2 separate regions of the Homo sapiens genome follow, and region 1 is linked to region 2. Evidence: read pairs that join two places in POLR2A ChIA-PET (ENCODE). Cell type or tissue: A673. All regions are shown on one strand. Each heading gives the region's core, and the rest is flanking DNA. Links, peaks and the distances in the headings are about the cores only.

Region 1 (13,274 bases), core at 3,893-7,892, 98 kb before region 2:
CCCCCTCCTCCTACACCTGGCAACCAGTGATCTGTTGCCTAGAGTCCCCGTAGTTTTGCCTTTCCCAGAATTCATGTGCTAGCTGAGTGCAGTTGCACTTCATGTAAATTTGAGACTGGCTTTGTTTACAGACCCTAAGGCCACCTTTCAGATTCATCCATGTCATTGTCAACAGTTCTTTCTTTTCACTGTGGAGTCGATCCATGGCCTGGATAGACCACAGCTTGCGTCTCCATTCCCCTGTCAAAGGACACTTGGGGGTGTCTCCATTTCGGGGTGATTCTGAATAGAGCTGCTGCAGACATTTGCCTATGGGTTTGGGTTCCTCTCCTCTTAAAATAAGTCATTATTTCTGTAGGGTAAATACCTAGGAGTGGGATTGCTGGGTCATGAGGTCAGTGTTAGTTTAACTAGATAAGACACCGCCCAAGTGTTTGCACTGTGATGGATGGGAGTTCCGGGTGCTCCATACATCGCCGTAACTTGGCATCATCAGGTCTTATTCCCACTGTGATAGGCACATAGTGGTATCTCATTGTGCTTTTAATTTGCATTTCCATAGTGGGTAATGAGGTTGAGCATATTTCATGCTTATTTGCTCCCTGTAGATCTTCTTGGGTGAAGTGTCTGCTAGAATATTTTGCCCACTTTTTGTTAAATATTACTATTAACTACACTCCACACTTTATTCAGATTTCACTGGCTTCCCCCAATGTCCTTTTACTGTTCCAGCATTCCCCCCAGAACACATTGATTACACTTAGTCCTCATGGTTCCTTGGCCTCCTCTAGTCTGGGGCAGTTTCTCAGACTTTCCTTATTTCGAGAGCATTTCAGGGCTTGGGTTGGTGGCTGTGGGTGAGCAGGATGGCCTGTGCCACTGGCTAGCCTGAGGACTGCCATTTCCACCCCACCCTCTGCTGAAGATTGGCAGCCCCTTGAGGGCCGGGACACTGTCTGTCTCTGCAAACAGCTGTGCCCCGTGCATGTGTGCTGAAATCTAAGCCCAGTCACTACTACCCCTTTGGCATTATTTATTGGGACTGGAGCTAAATTAGGGACATTCAAGTTGAGCTCTGGACAGACCCCAGTGTCAGATGAGGTGGGGTGGGGACGTGATCAATGGCTAAACTTTAACCTCCGCCCTCACCCCCACAGGACCGTTTGGACAGCAGTGGGTTTAGTCAGTGCCCTTTCAATAGCATGAAAGGGCCTCATGCTGGCCTGTTTTTTTTAAGGAGATTACATCGGTGTGTGCACTCCGCCACAGGGTGTGTGGGGCCAGCTCACCCGAGAACAGAGCAAGCGGCATGTCCCCCACAAAGCAGATGTTTGGAGGAAAAATAGATGTAATCAAAACCATGGAGGATAAAATGACTGAGACCCCTTAGCGCCATATGCATGGGCCTGTGCACGGCTCCACACAGGCCCACACCACCCATGTCCACACCCACCCACGCGGATCTGCACCCACACACAACTGCCCACGGGGACACACATCCCACTTGTGTGCCTGCGCTTGACCACACAAGCATGCACACTCCACAAACCTATCCACAAGCAACTACACATATGTTCCCCACACCCACTCACAATGGCAGACTTGTGCCACAGGCCCTCGGGTGTACATCTGTACATACAGATGCTACCAGCACCCTCTCCCTAAAATGGCTCTAGAAGGTCATTCTTTAAATCACGGCCAAAAAAAAAAAGAAAGAAAGAAAAAAGAAAAATCAGTCACCTTTGGAAACCTCTCAAGGGTTTTCCTGTTTTAAAAAGGTAAAACTAGATTAGAGTGATGCCATTGGGTTGAACCAGGACAGATGGGTAGAGGTTAAGGGAACGAAGCAAGGCTTTCCACTTCATGCATTTCTCCAGCTGAAATCCAACAGCCAGGGGTTCCCAGCACTAGAAACGACAGCTCCCAGTGGTACGGGGGTCCCCCCAGGGGGAGTTCCAGCAGAGGTTGAAGGGCTCAGTGGCTCCCGATTGAGAATACAACCTTGAACTGAATGCTTCCCACTTCATCAAAAGCAGTCTATGGCAATAATGCTGACCTAGGATTGTTTGAAGAGCACTGGATACCATGATGGCCACACTGCGTGCACAACACCCTCCGTGGAGCAGGCATTGCTCTCAGTGATGTAGGTTCACTACTTGATTGATGGCTCTAAGTAGTCAGGGGTTTACTTCCAGATCAAGACTGGGAAGCTGCAGATTGGGACTACATTGTCTTGGACCCCATAGCCTCAGCCCTGGGACAAACTCATCATGGGAGGGGCATCAGCATAGAGCCTTTCCGGGTCCACAAGGAGCTGCTCCAGGGAGGATGTGAGAAGTCCAACCCCTGGCGGGTGGCCTGGACCCACGCTGGGCGCTGTTGCTGCTCAGCCTTATGCCAGCACGAGGTGCCCCAAGGCTCTGAAGAAGGCTTGCCCAGCATCCAGGCAAACTGAGAGCTCCCTGGCGGTCTTCTCTACCCCAGTGTGGTGGCAGGGTGGGTGTGGAGCCAGTTCCTGGCAGATCCTGGACTGGGTTTCTGGACCTTGGTTTCAATTCTGGAGCCGCCCCTATGAAGCCCGTCTCTGCTTCTCCTTCTGTCCCTTGCTCTCTGCATGGAGACATCGCTCAAGGTCTGTCTGGGTCTTTCTTCTCTCCTGTCTCCCGCAGTGACCTTTGCTGTTTGTGCTGTCAGCCTTGAATGGTGGCATTCGTCATTGCGTGCCCTTTTTCAATGTATCCCACCCGACTTTCTCCCCAGTGGGTAGGAGGATGAGGCGGTTGGTTCATTTACTCGAGAGACATTTTCTGCACATGCTCTATAGAACATCGGCTCACCAAAGGTGCACACAGATACCTGGACAGAGCGAGAGCTCAGTGATGTTTGTTAGTTAGAAATTGTTCATTTATTCCTCAGCAACCTCTTACTGCATCTCTGCCACCTGACCTATCCTGTGCTGAGCCTCAGGCTGAGAAGGGACAAACGGCATGAGGTCCCAGCCCCTGGGGAACTGACATTCTATAGGAGGAGCTGGACATTCGGGGCTTGATGAGATTACGAGTCAGCAAACATAGGCAGTCAGTGGAGAGGGTGAGCAGAGGATGGAAAACAGTCACAATCTGGGAGGGCTTCCTGGAGGAGCATTGGATCTTGGAGGTCAGCTGGAAGGAGGAACATGCCAGGCAGGGGCCCGAGATGGGGACTTGGGGGACCAAGGTCAGTGGTTTCCTTTGGTCAGGAGCAGTCAGCCTGAGCCATGGGACTTCTATTTTCAGCAGCCGTCTTGCTGAGGAGGGCACCTTGCGGGGAGTCAGATCTGACCAGCACCCAGGCCTTCAGCTACCATGCTGACACTCCAGCCAGCCCGGGGTCATCTCCCTGGAGAGCAATCTGCTGGCTTTGCCCAGGGCCCAGCCCCACTCCTCATATCATCCCTGCCACCCTCTGTCTCACACAGGCCGGAGAAACTCAGGGCCACCCGAGGAACAGCAGTGGGAACTGCAGAAGGAAGGGAGACTCAGAGGGGTGGCAGTAGCCTCCCAATGTCCGCAGGGACAGGGCTGTCATGGGGAAGGGCGCTGGGGGGTTAGAACTGGAATCAGTGAACCAGACCTACAGGAGACAGACATGGGCTGGGTCTAAAGATGAGTAGTTCTGCTGTCCTGGGGGCAGTGAGCTCCCTGCTACCCTAGACTGGAACCAGCGCCAGGTGGAGATGCTGCAGGGTGGCGAGAGGTGGACATAGACAGCCTGAGCTTGGGGTCTTAGGACTCAGACTCTGAGAGGGCTGTGCTTGTTATTCTGACCAGTTGAGTGGAGCTGCAGAACTTCAGGGAATTTTTCTTTGTTGTCTAAATGAGGAACCCAGCCTCAGAATTTAAAGCAAGCTGACTCAAGACAGGTTAGAAGGCTTGCTTCCTTCTTCCTTGAGGAACCAGGAGCAGCGCTCCCCTGAATTCCTTCCATCTCTGACACAGGCACACCCTCCCCCTCTCCTCCCCTCCCCAGGTCCTCAGGGACAGTCCTGGCTGCTGGTGAGCAAGGGAGGAGGGACCCTCAACTACCCCGCTCTCCCTATTTGTAGGTGAGACTCCAGAGATGAAATGGGTCATCTGAAGTCCTGAGAAGAGCGGGGGCCGAGGCCAGGGCTCCCAACTCTTGGCCTGGTGGTCTTCGCACACCCTGTGCCACCTCTATCTCTGCCTGCTCACTTGGTCTCAGTGGGCAGCTGGAGGTGGGCAAAACTGGACCCTTACTTGTCACCATGAAGACTGGACCTTCTGCCACTTCCCCTGAAAGGCCAAGAGCTGGCTCAGTGCTGAGAGGCTGCCCCCAGGCCGCATCCTCACTCCCTCATCCTCAAGGGCTGGTCCTGCCCCCCACAAGATGGACAGAGCAGGACGCCTTGGTCATATGAGGCCCCTGGGTTCCTTCTGCCCCTACCTCTCTCCCTGGGAATAAGGCCTAAGACCGCAGGGGAGGGAGTAGAGGGCAGGCCAGGAGCTGAGAGGCTGTGCTCTGTCCGGAATTGGGGCATGTTCCCTTCTCTCTCTGGCCTCAGTTTCCCCCCAGTTAAAACTAGGAGTTCAGGCTGGTCCATACCAACTCTCAGTTCCTGTAACATGGAGCTCCCATTGCTGTGCAGGGTGGTCCCAATCCCCAGCAAGCGTCTATGGGGCTGTGAGATGGGGCCTGGGGATCAGAGCTCAGGGCTCAGTGCTCACCTCCCTCAGCCCCTCATCTGGCTTCCAGGAAGTTGCAAAACAGGGATGGTTATTTTTGTGAGGCTGGGTGGGGTTTCTAAAAAAAAAAAAAAAAAACCTAAAACATAAAATGTATTTGTCTGCCAGGAAGATAAATATCTTTGCTGAAAGCTCTTGGCCCAGCTGCCAGCTGCAGTTTGCAGAATGTTGTCACTGAAGCCATGGCTGTCTGCATGTGCCTGGGCTCACACAGGTGTCATGCGTGATGCCGCTGGGCCGGTCGTGCACCCCCATGGCGTCTGCACTGCCAGTGGCCCTCAGGAGCAGCCTCCTGAAGCTGCTTTCAGGCCTACTCTGGGCACTCACCTCTATGCCCTTTCCTTGATGCCTTGGAGAGGGAGGCGAGAATGCCACAGGCCAAATGTCCCTCTCAGCTTCCCCAGTGTGCACAGAAAGCCAGGAATGAGACGAGTCTGAAGCTTCAGCCCTCAGGATCTGGATGGAGTCAGAAGACCTGGACTAGAGGCATCATTCTGACACTTAATGCCCATCGCTTGGACCTATTTCCAGAAGAAGAAACCGCGGGTCAGAGTGGCTGATGCTCACACCTACCACACGTGCTTGTTGTGATGATCAAAGCTCGTGCACGTGAAAGGTCGTGTCAAATGCTCCCCAAACGTCTTATTAATTGTGTTTGTTCTTTCACTCAACAAGTTCCTTTTCCCCAAGTTACAGACAAGGAATACAGTTCTCGAGGAGTTCACACCCACATCTGCAGACACCCAGTTGGCTGCCCTTCCCTAGGCATCTGTGCACGCCCTGCACATGCTCCTGTGCCCAAGGGCCTGCATGCTTGGAGGACTTCTCCAGGGTCGGAGTCCTCTAATGTTCACAGGGTCTGTGGGTTTGCAAGTCCAGACTAGAAATGTGAATATCAATAATGGCAAAACTACATAGCTAGCACACTAGCCTCTTTATTTCCCACAGCTACCCTATGAGGAAGATCCTAGAAGTATCTTCATCCCCATTTTATAGAGGGGGAAACTGAGGCACATAGCGGGTAGGTAAGCTCTCCTGAGCACACAGCTGGGGAGTCATGGCCATAGGATTCATGGCGGGGCTATCAAGAGTCCATGACCTAAACCAGGGGTCCTTAGCCCCCAGGCTGTGGACCAGTACCGATCCATGGCCTGTTAGTAACCGGGCCGCACACAGGAGGTGAGCGGCAGGTGAGCAAGCATTACTGCAAGTTCTGGCTCCTGTCAGATCAGCGGTGCCATTAGATTCTCACAGAGGCGTGAATCCTACTGTGAACCATGCATGTGAGGGATCTAGGTTGCGTGCTCCTTAAGAGAATCTGATGCCTGATGATTTGAGGTGGAACAGTTTCATCCCCAAACCATGCCCCACCACAACCTTCTCCACCCATGGAAAAAATTATCTTCCACAAAACCAGTCCCTGGTGCCAAAAAGGTAGGGACTGTTGTCCCAAACCCTCTGCCAGGAGGTGAGTGTGTCTGCCTAGGAAGCTCACCAGGCTGTGTGGTGGTAAAGTGGCTTCTTGCCTCACTCTCCCACCCCAGCCTCCACCTCTTCTTTCTTGATGTGTATGGGTTGACTCGTCCTTGCAGTCCTGAGCTAGGAATGTGCCGGTGGGTGGGGGGTCCATCTGCCAGACGCAGTGGCTGGGAGCTGTGCTCATGTACACCCACCCAGGCCCGGGGTCAGCGTGCTGGGGATGAAGGTGCCCGGGCAGCCTCAGTAAACAGTGGGCAGGAGCTGCTTGTAACAGGAAATGTGGCCCATGCCTCAATCCCATGCACCCCCAAGGAAGAAAGACCCTTCTCTTGAACAATAGGTGAGACCAGTGTGCAGGGTTGGGGGGCAGGGAAGGAGGTGTTGACTCCTCAGCACTGGACTCTTGGGGCAGAGTCTCCACAGCTCCTGCTGAACTCCTGGTGGGACTAGGCCAGGAAAGGAGGGGCACTCCTGTCTGCCTCAATCCTGGGTCCTCCTCACCCCAAGCCCCACTGGGCCAGACATGGCTGCTGAATGAGTTTCCCTTCCACCCAGGGAGGCCATGGCACTGGGGTCAGAATTCTCGGGCCCCAGAAAAGTCCTGATGCAGGGAATCCCTCTAGAGAGAGGAGCTCAGGGTCAGTGAGGTGGGGATTAAAGGTCACAGAGGTCAGATTGGCTGCCTTAGGTTCACATAACATTGTTGCTGGAAGGGACCTAGTCTAAGATGATGGTGAAGAGGCTCAGATTGGGGAAGAGATTTGCCCAAGGTCACACAGCAAGTTAATGGCAAGCCAGAATTAGAAGCCAAGTCTCCGGACCTCGCATCCAATGAGCTCTAAGAGGAAAAAGGCAGGGGGTGGCTACCCGAGTGCCCCACTCTCCCCCTGACATTCCCCTTCTCTTGTTTGGTTCAACCATTGGTTTCTGACTTTGTTTCCTCCTCCCTCAGCTAAAGAGAGCTCCCTGGGTGAGCCAGAGTTACCCCCTGACTCTGACACTGTGGGGATGGACAGCAGCTACCTGAGTGTCAAGGAGGCTGGGGTGAAGGGGCCCCAGGACCGGGCCAGCTCAGACCTCCCCAGCCCATTGGAGAAGGCCGACTCAGAGAGCAACAAGGGCAAGAAGCGGCGGAACCGGACCACCTTCACCAGCTACCAGCTGGAGGAGCTGGAGAAGGTCTTCCAGAAGACCCACTACCCAGACGTGTATGCGCGGGAACAGCTGGCCATGAGGACAGACCTCACTGAGGCCCGCGTGCAGGTCAGTGAGGGCCACCTGGGAGTGAGGCTGGTAAAGCAGAGCCTGTCCCTGGGCTCTTGGCTGCAGTTGGGGTCTCCTGACTGCCCACCAACCACACCATGGCTTTCCTTTCCTCAGTTCATTGAGAACCTGAAAGTGGGGGCTCCTAGCCTGCCCCTCATGCCCCTGTCCCAACTAGAGCGACTCTGCTTTTATCCTCTTTAATATTGGGCTTCTGCACTGTGGTGGGGGGTTGCAAAGGAAGGAGGGCCTCCAGCAGAGGGGCAGGAAGGCTGCTGCTGGCTGTTTCTGGGCTTTACACAGTGTAAGAGTCCTGGCTCTTTCACACAGAGAAGGGTTACTTGTCCCTGCTCTAGAAGGCCTATCTCTTAGACAGGAAACAGGACAAACATGAAGACAATGTCCACAGCATCCCAGTGGGCAGAAACAGAGAACAGTTTAGCTCTTCCTTCTGCCTAGATGGCTGCATCCCCCTCCATTTTTCAAGTCCCAACTCATACCTCCTCTGAGAAGTCTTCCTGACCACTGTGGCTAAAGCAGTAGCCCCCCTATTACCAGCCAACAACCAAAACACCCAACCCAGTACAATACAGTGGAACCCAACACTCAACCCAACTCATTGCAACCCAACAGAACACAACCCAATAGAACTCAACTCAACACAACACAACACAGTGGAACTCAACACACTCAACCCAACTCAGTGCAACCCAACACAACACAACCCAATAGAACTCAACTCAACCCAGCACAACACAATGGAACTGAACACACTCAACCCAACTCAACCCATTCCAACACAACACAACCCAATATAACACATTCCAATGGAACTCAACCTAACACAACACAACACAATGGAACCTGACACACTCAACTCAACTCAGTGCAACCGAATAGAACTCAACCCAACCCAACACAACACAACCCAATAGAACTCAACTCAACCCAACACAACACAATGGAACTCAACATACTAAACCTAATGCAGCCCCTTCCAACACAACACAACCCAATATAACACATTCCAACAGAACTCAACCTAACACAACACAACACAATGGAACCTGACACACTCAACCCACTCAACACAACCCAATAGAACTCAACCCAACCCAACACAACAGAAGCAAACCAGCTCACCTTTTGTTACACTGTCCTATTTTATCTTCTTAAAAATTTTTTAAATTTTTTTTGTTTTCTTTTTAGAGACAGGGTCTCATTCTATCACCCAGGCTGGAGTGCAATAAGATGATTATAGCTCACTGCAGCCTCAAACTCCTAGGCTAAAGTGATCATCCCACCTCAACCTCCCAAAGTGCTAGAATTATAGGCATGAGCCACCATGCCTGGGCCCATTTTATCTTTTGGGTATTTTTGTTTATTTTTTTTAAAGAGACTGGGTCTCTCTCTGTCACCCAGCGTGGAGTACAGTGGTGTGATCATGGCTCACTGTAGCCTTAACTTCGTGGGCTCAATGGATCCTCCCGCCTCAGTTTCCTGAGTAGCTGGGACCACAGGCATACACCACCACGCCTGGGATAAGTTTTTTTATTTTTTGTAGAGATGGGGTCTTGCTTTGTTGTCCATGTTGGTCTCAAACTCCTGGCCTCAAGTAATCCCTCACCTCAGCCTCCCATACTGCTGGGATTATAGGCATGAGACACTGTGCCCAACTCCTATTTTGTCTTCTTTACAGGATTGTTGACTGGCTTACGTTATTTTACTTGTTTGTCCCCTCCTACTAAACTGTGATTTCCTTGAGATCAAGCACTGATTGTTCATCACTGTATTCCCACCAATTAGAGAAAGCCAAACGCAGAGCATCAAGTCTAAAAAATAAGTATCCGTGGATCAATCAACCCTTGTCCAGAGAGCTGTATCTGCCCCGACCAGCATGAATTCACAGCAAAGAAAGGATCAGAAAGAAAGAAAAGACCCATGAGTAGCCAAAATACAGGTGACAAAATTCACACACTCAAGTTTAAGTTTCAATTTAACACAAAATAAATGTCATAATCAGTCCGCTTTTCCAACCCAAAGCATGTTGGAAATAGCAAATAAAACGTTGCCACATAGCAGTTTTTCCCTCTCCAGTGGGCCAGAAAAATCAATAGCTTCAGAACAAAGAGAAATCTTTTTTTTTTTTTTTTTTTTAATCAGCAAAGCGCCATGCAGCTCAGTGGGCTGAGCCCTTCAATGTTAGGACAGAGATGCCCCAACCCTGCAATCCTCAGCAGGCCCCAGGGACTCTTGAATTAACTCATGAAAGCATCTTCAGCAGCATTGTTCTAAGGCATCAGTAAAAGATTCATCAGTTACAACCATTTTCTGTTTAAGAAGGCAGAGGCATCTCTAATAGAGTCTACAAACTTTTTTTCCAAAATGGCTAATGTGGAAAAGGACTAGTGGTTATCAGTAAATATGTAGCTGTTCAGAAACTGCAGCTACCAGAAGTGATGCTGAAGAGCTGCACGGTTGAGTTGCTGTAAGTTCCCTGAGGGCAGCCTGCCATTTTTTTTTTATTTTTTTATTTTTTGAGACAGGATCTCACTGTGTCACCCAGGTTGGAGTGCAGTGGTGTGATCTTGGCTCACTGCGGCCTCCACCTCCTGGGTTCAAGCGATTCTCATGCCTCAGCCTCCCAAGTAGCTGTGACTACAGGCATGCACCACTACACCCAGCTAATTTTTTTTATTTTTTGGTAGAGATGGAGGTTTCACCATGTTGGCCAGGTTGGTCTTGAACTCATGACCTCAAGTGGTGCACCTGCTTTGGTCTCCCAAAGTGCTGAGATTACAGGCGTGAGCCACCATGCCCAGCCCAGACTGCCTTTTTTTTTTTTAGACAGAGTCTTGTTCTGTCGCCCAGGCTGGAGTGCAGTGGTGCAATCTTGGCTCACTGCAACCTCTGCCTCCCGGGTTCAAGCGATTCTCCTGCCTCAGCCTCCTGAGTAGCTGGGATTACAGGTGTGCACCACCACACCCGGCTAATTTTTGTATATTTAATAGAGATGGGGTTTCACCATGTTGGTTGGCTGGTCTTCAACTCCTGACCTCAGGTGATCCACCACCTCAGCCTCCCAAAGTGCTGGGATTACAGGCATGAGCCACTGCACCTGGCAAGACTGCCATTTTATTCCCCTCCAGTGCCTAATGAATGTTTGATGAAGGATGACAGGGCAGCTGGGGCTTTCCTGTGAATCCAGAAGCCCTCACACACCCAGATCTCACTTGAATTTGGACAACCAGCCACTCACATGACCTTACATGCCTGAGTTTGGACAGGAATCCTAGCATCTAGCCTGATCTCCAGCAAATGGATTGGGGAGGACCCACAGGTGTAGGTAGAGAAAGGGGCATAGCTGGTTATGGGACAGCCCTGTAGGTGCTGTGTTGGTGTGGGATAAACCTGTTCCTTTTCTGTGCAGTATGTGTGTACATTTGTGTTTGCATATGTGGGTTGCATGCATGCTTCCTAACAAATATATGGGAGTGCCCGGGAGTAGAATTCACTAAGTACTGAAAGAAGAATGACGCCTTGAGTACAAAACATGAAAACAAAGGCGCACAGAGCATTTTTCAGTTGCCACCATACAACTAAAACAGAGTGTTCTCTGCACACACACATGCGCGCGCACACACACACACTTATACCTACTTCCAAAATGGAGTTGAGGTAGCTTACAATTAAAGATTTATTTGTTCAATCTAAAAACAAGAACAATGGCATGAAATGCAGAGGTAATGTGGTAAAAAAAAATTTAGGCTAAGGTTCATGGTTGCCATTGAGCACAAACTTCAACTTGGAGCTTCCTGGCAGCCAAGGCAGAAAGGGAAACTCTGACGTGCTGCATATCTTATCACCTAGTGGGAGGACCACAGAACTATAGAACGGTAGTGCTGGAAATGATCACCCCATCTTCCCATTTGATAGACGAGGAAGAAGAGGCCCATAGGTGGGAAGTCATAACCTGAAGTTAACAGCAGCCACTCAGTAGCAGCACTGCGACTGGAATCCGGGACTCCTGAGTCGCAGCCTAGTGCTTCTTTGACTTTAGTTTGCTGTACAAGGACACATGCCAGATTGTTCAGAGGCTTTTCTTTGTATAAAGGCAGCAGGGTGGGTGGGATCTTCATGTGCGTCAGACCTCTGGGTTGAGCCCTAAGCCTGGCAGTGCCCTGGGGGGGTAAGGGGGTGGTGATGGAACCCCCTGCCTGCCTCTGCTGTGTTTGTTCAGGGCCCATACTCAGCTGGTGGCAAGCCAGGTGCCTGGCGTAGAGTGGTGGTGGGGACAGGGACGGGGCAATGGGGGCCCCAAGATGGACTTTTCCTGGGAAGAAGCCTAGGGTTTGGCCCTGCTCCAGGGGGCTGCAGGGGCCTCTCTCTGCTGTCTGGGATTCCAATCTCTGCAGCTGGTGTCTGAAGACAATAAGACAGAGGCCTCCCCGCCCTGGGCCACCCCGCCCTGGCCCCAGATGGGCTGCGGTTAGCGAGGCCTCCGCCAAGACAGTTGGTTCCTTGCACAGCCCGGTCCTCGGGAGAGGCCTGTGCTGAGTGGGCCCAGGCTGGGGTGGTCCTGAGGTATGACATTCAGACCGGGAGAACAGTGGGGACCTCGTGGTTGGCTGTCCTCCTGGGGCTGCACAGTGGAGACAGGCCTGCGGTGCAGAGCTGGGAGGCACAGGAACGGGCGTGGGGGTTGGTGTGGCATCTGGAAGGGAGCTCTCGGAGCCCCTGGGGCGCCAGGGGTCAGAAATGGATGGACACTCCAAGCCTCAGGACCTGCAGATGTGAGCATAGAAGGGGTCGTGAGGATACCCTTGCTGCCTCCAATTTACTGGGGAGGATATTGAGGACCGGCCAGGCTCACCTAGCTCATGTCTGGATCTGGGCAGAAAAGCCAGAACTGGGTGCGCAGGGTAAGGCCCCAGGACAAAGGAACAGGAGAAGAAGGAGGGAGGAGGTGGGCAGCCCTGCTCCCACCGGTCGCTCACCCGCCTCTCACCATTTCCATCTTCAGCCCTCAAATAAATCCCTCAGCCTGACCTTCTTCCACTCCTGTTCCAAAGACGGTGCTAGCTCTGCTGGCCTCTCCCCCGCCTGGTCATCTGTCTTCCCCAGATAACCCACATCTCCTCCTCCCTCACACTCAGCTCCAGCGAGCCCGCGCCCCACATTCCACTCCCCCACATGGCTCCTCCCTCCACTCTAGACCCCTTTGCCAGGCGCTGGCCACCTCCTTCCCTCTTCGGGGTCCCTCCCCGCCCATCCCTGGATCCTCTGTTCCAGAGCCTGTAGGGACATCTTCCACTTCCACAGTCCCACCATGGGGACCTGGAACCCACAGAGACACAAGGAGAACCCCAACAGTCACAGTGACAAAAAGAAAAAGAGAAGCCATCTCTCTCCGTGCCTCCAGTGGCTTCTCCCCTCCCCCCAGCTTCCCCCACAGAAAACCCTGGGAGGCTGAGGAAGGAGCGGAAAGACGGAGCTAAGCCTGCAGGAAATTAAACATGAAATGAAAACAAGCTCCTCTGATTCATTCTCTCATCCTGGCCCCAGTCTCCCATCCCAGGCCACTGATAAAGAGGGATCCCATTTCAGCAGCACAGAGAGGAGACCCCATCTGTCCTTGGCTCCCAGTGGGCAGCCAGGGCCTGGACCCTAGGAATCCCTGGAGGAAAAGGGGCCCTGGGAGGCCAGGGCAGGGGCTGAGACCCCAAACTGGGGAGAGGGTCCGTTTCTAAGGAAGAGGCTTCTCCTCCCCCAGTCAATGTGTGTGCACAC
Region 2 (4,000 bases), core at 1-4,000:
CAGGCTGGTCTTGAACTCCTGACCTCAGGTGATCCGCCCGCCTCGGCCTCCCACAGTGCTGGGATTACAGGTGTGAGCCACCGCGCCCAGCCAGAATAACTTTAGGACATGTAAGGTGACAGAAAATGTATCTCCCTTCATCCATTTCTTAAGAAGCTTTTGGAAAAAAACCAAAACAGAGAAAGATGTTACAATATGGAAATAAAAAATCCAACAGAGCAGAGACACAAAGGGAATTCAGAGTGTCACAGTGAACTGAGAATCAGGATGACCACTGCACAGGAGACCTGGAGAGCAATCACTGCAGACTGGAACCGAAGAGAGGGGCTACAGGAGAGATGACTCCAGAAAGAAACAAAAATCCTGGACTTCACTTGTGCTTGATCATTTTATTATTTTGTTTGGGAATCCAGGAAAATTAAATTAGTGATAGGAACATGGAAAACTGCGGGAAAAAACAACAGGCATTTATTAGCTCTCTGGAAAATAGAAAGCTGTACAAGAAAGAAAACAAAATCCTTGTTTACAACTTTGTTCAGTTGAAAACAACATTTATACAGCTCTAATAATGCATATAATAAATACCACTTTAATGAAAAATGATGACACAGTCATAACGGTAAGATGGAACAGGAGGAGTGTATAGGGGAAGTAGAAACAACAGGAGAAAAAGTGCTAACTTGAAGTAAAAAGAGGTTTCTGAGTAAGAAATTTAAAAACAGCATTAATGGGGAAATAGGAAGAAAGTATCAGAGAAAAGTTAGAGTTAAAAGCAGTTACTCCTTGAAAACAGGCCCTAATTTTCATTCTATGGTTTCTTTTACTTGAATTTTTAAGCCGCACTATTTTCTAAAACACAAAACCAAGAAATATAGCTGAGGGAAAAAAAAGGGAGAGCCAAAAGTCAAGAATCAACCTCTGGTTGAAGCAATGTGTAAAGTTTTCTAACCTGCAGCTGTAATGACCCATTTATTAGAAATTTACACTCAAATATTAATCAATTGGGAGACACATAAAAAATTAATCAATTGGGAGACACATTAATCAATTGGGAGACACAAAAGTCAAGAATCAACCTCTCATTGAAGCAGTGTGTAAAGTTTCCTAATCTGCAGCTGTAATGACCCATTTATTAGAAAATTATACTCAAATATTAATCAATTGGGAGACACATAAAAAGGACAGAATATTAGAAACGGAAACAAAATTCATTATCTTGAGGTTATAATACTTAATTATCACATTTCCCTGGTAAGTTCTATTATTGAATCATTTAAGCAGACCTCAAGGGAGAATTACAATGGCCCCTGAAAAAAGGGGAAAGGGAATTTGATGTGCTAATATAAGTGATAGTTGGTACATGAAAGATTACTTTGCCAAAACATTCAGTATGTTCTTAATTAATCTGCTGCCAGATCAAGCTCCCACGGACTCTGAAAAACTATTCTACTCACTGCCCTCCCACAAGCTGTGTGATGTAAGGAAGCAGTCAGGTTTTGATTCATGAAAGCTAGAGCCATAAAAGTGAACTCTAAGTAAGCAATGAAGGCAGGACTGCATCTAAGGAAACAATGTGTGTAGATTCATTCATCCAGCACCACCACTGGGGCTGCCACGCAGATGTGTGTTACACAGGCACATTAGTTTATCTCTGCTACAAAAGCTCTAGTATGCTCTTCTGATTGACAAGATCATCTTAGCAATATCCTCGAGTCCGTCTTTTCATATTCTTTATCTATCCTCCCCATCTGGATCTGGCTTGTGATTTTCATTTTCTTTACCATTTTCTATCTGACCATCAGAATTGGCCAAGTTCTTTGCTTGGGGCCCCAGATCAAGCTCTCTGTGTCTTTCTGCATCTCTCCATCTGCAGACCCAGTTCAGCTTTCCTTATTCCCTGGCTGCTGACATCCTGAGACTTTCTAGCTCACTTCCAAAGAAGTAAAAGGTACTACTCAAGGAAAGGTCTGGAATTTAGGGTAGCATACTGGATCACTTGTGCAAATGTGATCCTATAAATGTGATACCTATAAAAACAATAGACTTCAAAAAGCTTAAACTTACCTTAAATTCAAGCTAAAATTTCTAAATTCCATACATTTTTTTTTTTTAATCATATCTAGGCAGTAGGAGGAAGATGGAGAGAATAAGCCAAGAAGGCCTCCTGGGGGGCAGGGTAGGCTTTCAAATTCCAGAGAAACATTCCACAACTTACAGGGTGCTGAGTTGAGTTACACAGACTGTTAACCTGGTATCTTTTCAACTTAGAGTTCTGCTTCATACATCCGAGCTAGTGCTTCTTCAGCTTGCAGAGTGATTTATTGCTTGTTAGTGTTTATAGCTGAGTGATATTTTCAGCTGCTTGTACAACCACAACCTTTGTGAGTGAGGGCCACCGTCTGGACATCTAAGTATAGGCAGCCCTGAGTTTTTCATGTAGCTGAGACAGATTTAGTCTGAACCCAGCCTCTGGATGCCTCTAATCCAAGCCCCGCAGGGTTAAGAGGAGGAAATGGATGAGGAGAAAGGAAGAGCCTTCTCCAGGGAGTGAGTTAGGACACTCACAGTGAATGAAATCCCACATCAAAATATGGTCCCTGGACCAGCAGCATCAATATCCAACACTTGAGAACTTGCTAGAAATGCGAATTCTAGGTTCCTACCCCAGACCTACCCAATCTGAATCTCAGGGTGGAGTGGCAGCACTCTGTATTCTGATGCCTACTAAAGATTGAGAACCACTGCCCCATGGCACACTCTACCACATTTTGCCCACAGCTGTGATTTCTGATCCCCCTGGGTGATTCTTGCCAATCAAGTGCTCTTATGCAATACTCTCATCTGGCTGATCCCTTGCCCTTTCTATCTTCAAAAACTAGAGCTAGACTGAGGCTTAGAGGAAGTCCAGGGAAGTATCTAATCCTCATCTGAGGCTTTGATTGCAGTGAAGTTGCCACTCTGGCTAGATTTCATAGAAAAAGCTCTTGTTTTTCAACCTCATTCTTATTCTGGGTATAATAATTCATTTTAAGATGCTTCCCCATTTTTCTCATCAATTTTTGTCAATGGCCATAAGAACCCCTACTCTCTTCTCTTTCTGTTTTAAATCTGGTAAAGTAAATGCAGAAAGGAAAAAAATCTGGGGTATCTTTATTAGTGTTACCTATGATAGCAAACTTGGAAAAAAAACCATCTATCAAAAATGTAAATAAAATTATAACATTGATAAGATGCAGTATAATCTTTTAAATCACATCATAGAAAAATAACATGGGAAAACACTCCACTCTACATAATTTTCAGACTATATTACATTTAGTTTTTAAAAAGCTGTCACTGAGAGGACATAGCTTTGGTGACACATGAATTCACTGTTTGAAGCTCACTTGTCTCTGTCTCTGTCCTCCTACATATGTTCACATCTGGCAGAGAAACAGAAGTAAAATGAGGAGGGTGTCCAAGGAGAACCCTAGCTATAGAGGCTAGCCCCAGATGTGCGGATGAAGGTCTGCCAAGAGGCAAGACCAGAAATGACATAAAAGTTAGAAGTAATATAGGATATTTAGGGAGATGACAAAGCTTTGCTGATATTTGCAAAAAGGAGAGAAAAATAAAAGCATGAAGAGACTGAAAAGGCATAAAAATATAGGCAGCCTTAACATGAACAGCTAAGAAAATTAATATAAAAACATGCACACTTCCCCTAATAAAGAACCTTAACTTGGTGATAAATTCCTTTCAAAAAGAATTCCTTTCAAAACAAAAGGTCAATCTCTCCAGTTTAGACAGGTGTATTACTTTAACATTATTTCCAAGTTTTACTGTGTCAAACTTTTTCAGGTTCTGAGGGTGTGGTGCAACGTGGATAATGTCATCACCCTAGTTTTACAGATAAGAGTGACAAAGCATCTAGTGACATGAATACTCTGCAAGGCCACCTCTCACTGTCATAATCATCGACACACGTAGGCCTTTTTTTTTTTTTTTTTACATTAAACTA

What was found. ChIA-PET counts read pairs that join two places held together with the same protein. Peaks named below come from ENCODE experiments on the same cell type or tissue, not always from the same donor. Only the 100,000 strongest peaks of a DNase experiment are listed, where the experiment ranks them.
Region 1: POLR2A ChIA-PET joins it to region 2 with 7 read pairs; 3 of 35 experiments call an interaction of 5 or more read pairs at or near these places.

Annotation. Positions count from the first base shown.
Region 1 is chr11:44,269,558-44,282,831 of GRCh38, reverse strand. ALX4 (ALX homeobox 4) reads left to right here. Exons shown (of 4, transcript NM_021926.4): 2 at 7,174-7,484. Among named protein-coding and RNA genes, the nearest start is that of ALX4, 34 kb to the left of the region's middle. RefSeq lists a silencer at 4,957-5,274 and an enhancer at 10,618-13,274. In A673, for the core only: no CTCF peak of the experiment used is centred there; no DNase peak of the experiment used is centred there; H3K27ac peaks cover 774 bases.
Region 2 is chr11:44,176,912-44,180,911 of GRCh38, reverse strand. The region is part of intron 8 of EXT2 (exostosin glycosyltransferase 2); the gene reads right to left. Among named protein-coding and RNA genes, the nearest start is that of EXT2, 83 kb to the right of the region's middle. RefSeq lists an enhancer at 2,247-2,747. In A673, for the core only: a CTCF peak has its summit at 2,419; DNase peaks (open chromatin) are centred at 1,491, 2,271 and 2,812; H3K4me3 peaks cover 418 bases; H3K27ac peaks cover 4,000 bases.